Regions from separate parts of the Homo sapiens genome. Here region 2 is linked to region 1. The links are chromatin loops, found by intact Hi-C in ENCODE. Cell type or tissue: dorsolateral prefrontal cortex. All regions are shown on one strand. Each heading gives the region's core, and the rest is flanking DNA. Links, peaks and the distances in the headings are about the cores only. Region 1 overlaps HIVEP3 (HIVEP zinc finger 3). Region 2 overlaps HIVEP3 (HIVEP zinc finger 3).

Region 1 (2,905 bases), core at 268-2,767:
AAGAGGAGTGTGAATGGCCAGAGGGTCAAGCAACACAGTTTGTAAGTGGTGGGATCCGGATTTGAACCCTGGCTGTCTGTCTTCAGACCCTGTGCTCCTAACCACTCTACCGTACTGCCTTTCCAAACAGAGACAGGATCTGTCTCAATCTTGTTACAGCTGAATGATGGACCATGGTTTGGATGGAATACCTTTAAATTTACTGTTAAGTTTGTATATTTTTTGTAAGTTTTCCTACTAGAATTTTGCCATAAACATCCTTTATACACATATCTTTACAGACTGATGCATTCATTGTTCCATAGGCCGGATTTCCAGAAGTGGAAACATGGATCAATGTGTGTGTTTTTGGTTAAAATACCTATGGGGCCTATTGTTTGGGCCATCGTCCTAATAATGAGCCATGTCATTTTCACTCACTGGTTTTGATTCTGTCCCGAGGACCACACAGAACATCTCTGACCCTTTTTCTCCAGACAACCCCTGGGGTGGTTGAGGACAGCAAGTCTGTCTCTCAAGTATTCTGTTACCCAGTTTCTTCAAAAGTTCCTCTGACAAGGGCTGCATGCTCCTGAGGGCTGGTCCAGATACCTCTTAAAGTGCGGCACCGCCTGGGGTGATCTGGCTTATGCCCCTTGCTCCCCATTCAAAGACACACAGAGAGGGACATTGACAGTGCACAGGAGATATCAACAGTGTTTCCTGACATCCATGATGCACGGGAGAGAACCAAGTAGGTAGGATTCAGACTTCTCATCTTCACCTCTCCCAAATCACACACATGCCTTCCTGAGAAAGAGACCCTTTGTGAGATATTAAAGACCAGCCAAATTCTACTCCCACATCATAAGAAACTGGAGTTCACTCTTTAATTAGAGAAGATGCCAATGGCTTTGGAACTGGACAGGCTTCTAAGCATCTTTTAGTTCAGTGTCTTCTTTTACAAAAGAGCCCTGGAGGGCAATGACCGCACCAGGCTCACATGTCATTGGGTGTGTGGCAGCATTTCCCTAAGCTGAGACCAGGGTCACTGGTGGGTGCATTTCCCCAGCTCTCTCTGCCTGCTGGTTCCTAGGAACCATCTTACTAGAAAGGCGTAGTGTAAATATTTTGCTAAGCAGCCAAGAGAGGAAACTTACCCAGGCTGAGCTGCCCTGTGCTGGGTGCTGGCCATGGACACAATGCTCAATGAGGGCCATTATCTGGGAAGGGAGGGCTGTTTGTTCCGCTGCGGGATGGTGCCAGAGCCCGGAGCCACCAGGCTTGCCACTCTGGCTGCCACACAGAAGAGTCTCCTTGCGCTCAGCAGACTCTGCGGTTATGCAATGCCGGGCCAGGAGGTTAACTCTCCCCAGGCCAGGAGCCAAGCCTTGTTCCTTCCTGCCTAAGCATGTCCATCTGAAAATGCTGAAAATTGAGGGCCTCAGTGTTTGCAAAATGTGCTCGGGCCCTGAACCTGCTGGTTTATTCCAAAGGGCGTAGTGTTGAGGAGCTGGTGTGCCCATCCTTGTGGCTCCTGGCAGCCTCCTACCGAGGCCCAGTGCTCTGACAGCAGCGTCTGCCTGCCATCCTCGGGCACCACTCATAGGCCTTGCAACCCTTTGCCTGGGTGCCCCTGTCCCGTTCTTTCCCTTTCGGTGGTGTCTGGTCTAAGTCCTTTCTTAAGCCCGAGTTCTACTCACTTGTTCAAAGCCTTCCCTGACCACCCCAGGCCCCAGTGACCTGAGCTCAAGGATGAGTTTCCCAAGACAAAAGGGACCTTGGAAGTTATCTATCCACCTGGCCCATTTTCCAGATGAGGAAACTGAGGCTTGAAGAAGTTGACTAGTCTGAGAGAAGACTGAACAGATGTGTCAGCCTGGCTCCCCTCTCAGAACTCTTTCTCTTATACCTCACGTCCCATCTGTCAGCAAATCATGTTGGCTTGACCTCAAAATGGAGCTGGAATCAGACCCCTTCCCATGGCCCCCGCAGTTGCCACCCTGGTGTGTGACTCTATCACCTCCTGATCTGTCACATCACTGCCTCCTAGCTGGCCTCGGGCTGCTGCCCCCGCCCCCTCCAGGGCAGCCTCCACAGCCTCCTTCGGCAGGACAGCCCACTCCTCTGCTCAGGCCTCCCAGGGCTTCTGGATGTTGTGCCTGCCTCTCCCTTCCAGCCTCCTCTGCTCCTGTGCCCCCACCCCCACTCCTCCAGCCACACCAGCTTCCTTGCTGTTCCCAGCAGGCTGATCTTGCCTCCGCCTGGAATACTCTTTTCTGATACCCCCAGCACTTGCTCCTCGCCTCCCTCAGGTCTTTACTCTCCACCCGTCCTGACTGCCTGATTTCAAAACCTTGACAACCTGCCAGCCCCGTGCCCCCTATTCCTTTCCTGACTGCCACCTTGTCACATACTATGTATGTTACTTAAGAAGATAATATATTTACATTTATTTTACATACACTTATGTTTTTAAGATCTCACAAAATATACAGTCTATAGAGAGTGTGCATGTGTGTGTAGTGACGATATGTTTGTCTATTTCCCTACCAGAATGTAACTCCAAGAGGCAGGTGTTTTGTGCTTTGTCACCCAGAATGGTGCTTGGCCCCTTATGTCTAAGTAGGGCCGAAGGTAAGGATGACCTACCTCTTTGAGGATGGATGAGGATGGTGATGGTGGCTGGGGTGTCACCTGACTGGTATGGGTGTTAGGAGTGGGGGAAGGGATGAGTTTGGTGGCATATGTAGGCTCAGCAGAGGGAGAGCCAGGGCTCCAGGGAGGTCAGCTGGGAGGCTGTCCGAATGCTATATTTTTGGAGCCATATGGAATAAACACCCAGACACCTGGGCCTCAGTCCCCCAACCCCAACCAGCCCCGGTAGAGCAGCTCCAAAATAGGAAATTCGCAGAGGTAGCCCCAG
Region 2 (2,905 bases), core at 222-2,721, 160 kb after region 1:
ATCCTCATGTGGTCCACCTCCCAAAGTGCAGGGATTACAGGCATGAGCCACCGCACCCAGCCAGAAGGAGTGGTTTTGATACCTGAGCTTCCAACATGGAGAGTCCATGATTTCATGGATTCACTGTATGGCAAAATAAGCTCCTGACATCACACCCACAAAAAGGCCAGCATCCTACTCTGCAGACAACCCAACAGCCCAGCATTCTGCCTAGTCAGTTATGTGCAGTTACATGTGGACACAGTTATGTGCCTCCACATCCATTTTTATGTGTCCACTGTCAGTGAAGAATAGATCACAGAAGATCCACTGCAAGGGGAAATCTATAAAGATTTGGGTTTCCTGCAGCTGAAATAACAATAATAAAAGGGATGAGCTCCTTGGCATTTAAACAAAGCCCTCAGTCAGAACGTGAACAAAAGGAAAGAGGCTGCCAAGCAGGCCCTGCCCGTGCAGTCCATAAAAGAAAATCTTGTGGACCCTAGAGTTTACAAAGGCAAGAAACCTGTTCTTCTCATTGATGACTGGGCCCAGAACTTAAACACTGGCCACATGTCCATGAAGAAAAAAGAAAGAGCCTTCTCTTGAGACAGGTTTGAATTCAGAGGCAGAGACGTTCCCTGAGCATGCCCTCTGTGCCAGGCACCACTGGCCTTGTCCACGCTTGAGCCAGTGTTTTGGGCAGTGGGGTGTGTGCATATGCTCTGGGGGCAGGGTCAGGCTGACTGGGTCCTTGAGATAATCTCTTTCCACCAGTGGCCGTGGGACATCTCGGTCTGTCTTTGGGTCTGTCTGCTTATGAAAGGTGGCCCTTTGTCCTTATGCAGGTGAAGATGAGGCTGCAGACCAGCCTGTGACACCCATTCAGGTGGGTGTTGGCTTTTAGCCCCCCACTTCACTTTACCTGGATTTCTTGGTTTTACGATATAGTCTTCAGGGGTGGGGGTATGAGGTCATAGCTGTTGTCTGCTTTCAGCAAAGAAGGTGTTTCCCTCTCCATTTCTGACTCTTGTTCATTCTGGAGGCTTCAGAGAAGGAAGTTCTGAAAACAGGCACTCTCTCTGCCATCTTTCTGGAAACCCCTTCAGCTGCTTCAAAATATTTAGGGAACACCTGCTATTCCTCCCTCCCTTCACTCTTACAGCAGATCTTCACTGTGAGTGTAGTGGGTGACAGGCAGGGAACTAAGCTCTTTCTCTGAGCTCCCATGACAGCTCTGGGAGGGACCAGGGAGGAGAGGTTAAGCAACCTGCCCAGAGCCACAGACATGAGCAGTTACACTGGACTTCAGCCCAGGACTTGGACTCCTGGTTCAGGTTCTCTTCCCCTGGGTTACTCCCCGAGTCAACAGGAGGGCCGTGGGAGAAAAGAGGTCCTGGCTTCAGCTGGGCAGCCTAGGGTGCTGGTCGCCTGCCAACCTGGGTGCAGAGCCTGATCTGGGGCTCTCCCAGAGGCTCTCCTTGGCTGGCAAGCAGGAAGCTCCAAATGCTGGGCTGCAGCCCAGAGGGAAAGGAAAGGGGCTTCTCTATGCTTCTGATTGTCCCCGTGACTACCCAGGAACAAAGCGGGGACTCACACTGCCTCCTGCCACCAGCCTCCACCCAGCTGTTCCGGCCACGCAGCCCCATCTCTTCAGCCTGTCTGCAGGAACACTGGGCATTTGTCAGCTTTCAGAATCACGGCTGTGTGCCCAGGGCTCTCTTGACCCTCCAGCTCCAGGCCTCATGGGGCAGACCAACAGAGGCACAGGCCCTCTTTCAAACCCCCAAACCCACCACCCAGTGAAGCCAAGTCCCTGGTCCACGGTATTTAACTATTATATAGCCTAACACCCCACTGGGGAGGTTCACACCCTGATCTGATTAAGCTAAAACTGCATATAACAGTTCACATGCATTCGCTTTCCGTGTGTGCAGAGGAAAGAGCTTTGGGTTAAAAGTCAAGGCAGTTCATCGGTTAGACCTCACCAAGCCTGTCATCATCTCTCAAATGGGAACAGTAGCTGCCAATTCTAAAAGCAAACATCTGCTGGGGGCTTCTTAGTATCAGGCGCTTTCCTACATCCCACGTGTGTCATGCATTTAATCCGCACAGTAGTCCACCCAGCTCCTTGCCCTCTGGGAAGAGCGCAGATGTTGCTAATGGAATCTTGGTAAAAGGTATCATGTGGCCCCAGAATAGTGGTATGCATCAGATTACCGCGTGCTTCACGCATGGTGTGGTGGAGCTTGCAACGTCACACTTTCAACAAATCTATTCAATCGGCGGGGGTTCTTGGCAGCAACTATGTGCCAGTCACTGTGCACAACCAACCAAATCCCTGTCCTCCTGGGGGTGTTGTTCTGGTAAACACAGCAAAGGCTCAAAGACAGCAGATGATGCCATTAGTTGCACGCACTTCATTGACCGAAAAGTTGATTTTCTCCTTATCTTCGGTAATGAACGAAGGAAGAGGGGACAAGCAGAGGGGGTGCTTGTCATTTCCTGGCGTTTGAGTGGATGGCATCTGCTCTGCCCCAGCAGTACAAGGTACCTCCTGAGTGGCCCCATTTGACAAGGCAAGAGAGTAGAACTTGCTTTTCTCTTGTAGTAGTGCAGAAACTCAGTGTCCCAGTGTAGTTCAGGTGGCTCTCCAGGCCCTGGTGGTAGGGTTCCTGACACTCACCATGAGCCTGCCCGGCTTGGCATATCACAGTCCTCTGGCTACCACGGGTCCCTGATAAGAGCACCTGAAATGACATTGAATACCTGGGAGTGCAGCTGGGACTCACTGGTCCCCAGGTACAGGCTCAGCCTTGCCCCAGGCTCAGGGATCCAATCTTGTTGCTGGAGGGCGGGGCAGGTCAGCCTGACAGTTGATCCCGTTCTGACATAGTTTTAGGGGCTGAGCTCTCGCTTCATTCAT

The links. Peaks named below come from ENCODE experiments on the same cell type or tissue, not always from the same donor. Only the 100,000 strongest peaks of a DNase experiment are listed, where the experiment ranks them.
Region 2: a loop joins it to region 1, with 16 times the contacts of the local background. A loop is called at or near these places in 6 of 110 quality-filtered maps.

The regions. Positions count from the first base shown.
Region 1 is chr1:41,616,961-41,619,865 of GRCh38, forward strand. All of the region lies in intron 3 of HIVEP3 (HIVEP zinc finger 3), which reads right to left. All of the region lies in intron 1 of LOC128125817, which reads right to left. Among named protein-coding and RNA genes, the nearest start is that of EDN2, 130 kb to the left of the region's middle. In dorsolateral prefrontal cortex, for the core only: no CTCF peak of the experiment used is centred there; a DNase peak (open chromatin) is centred at 1,261; H3K4me3 peaks cover 698 bases; H3K27ac peaks cover 1,394 bases.
Region 2 is chr1:41,775,719-41,778,623 of GRCh38, forward strand. All of the region lies in intron 1 of HIVEP3 (HIVEP zinc finger 3), which reads right to left. Among named protein-coding and RNA genes, the nearest start is that of HIVEP3, 140 kb to the right of the region's middle. In dorsolateral prefrontal cortex, for the core only: no CTCF peak of the experiment used is centred there; DNase peaks (open chromatin) are centred at 697 and 1,553; H3K4me3 peaks cover 1,156 bases; H3K27ac peaks cover 1,831 bases.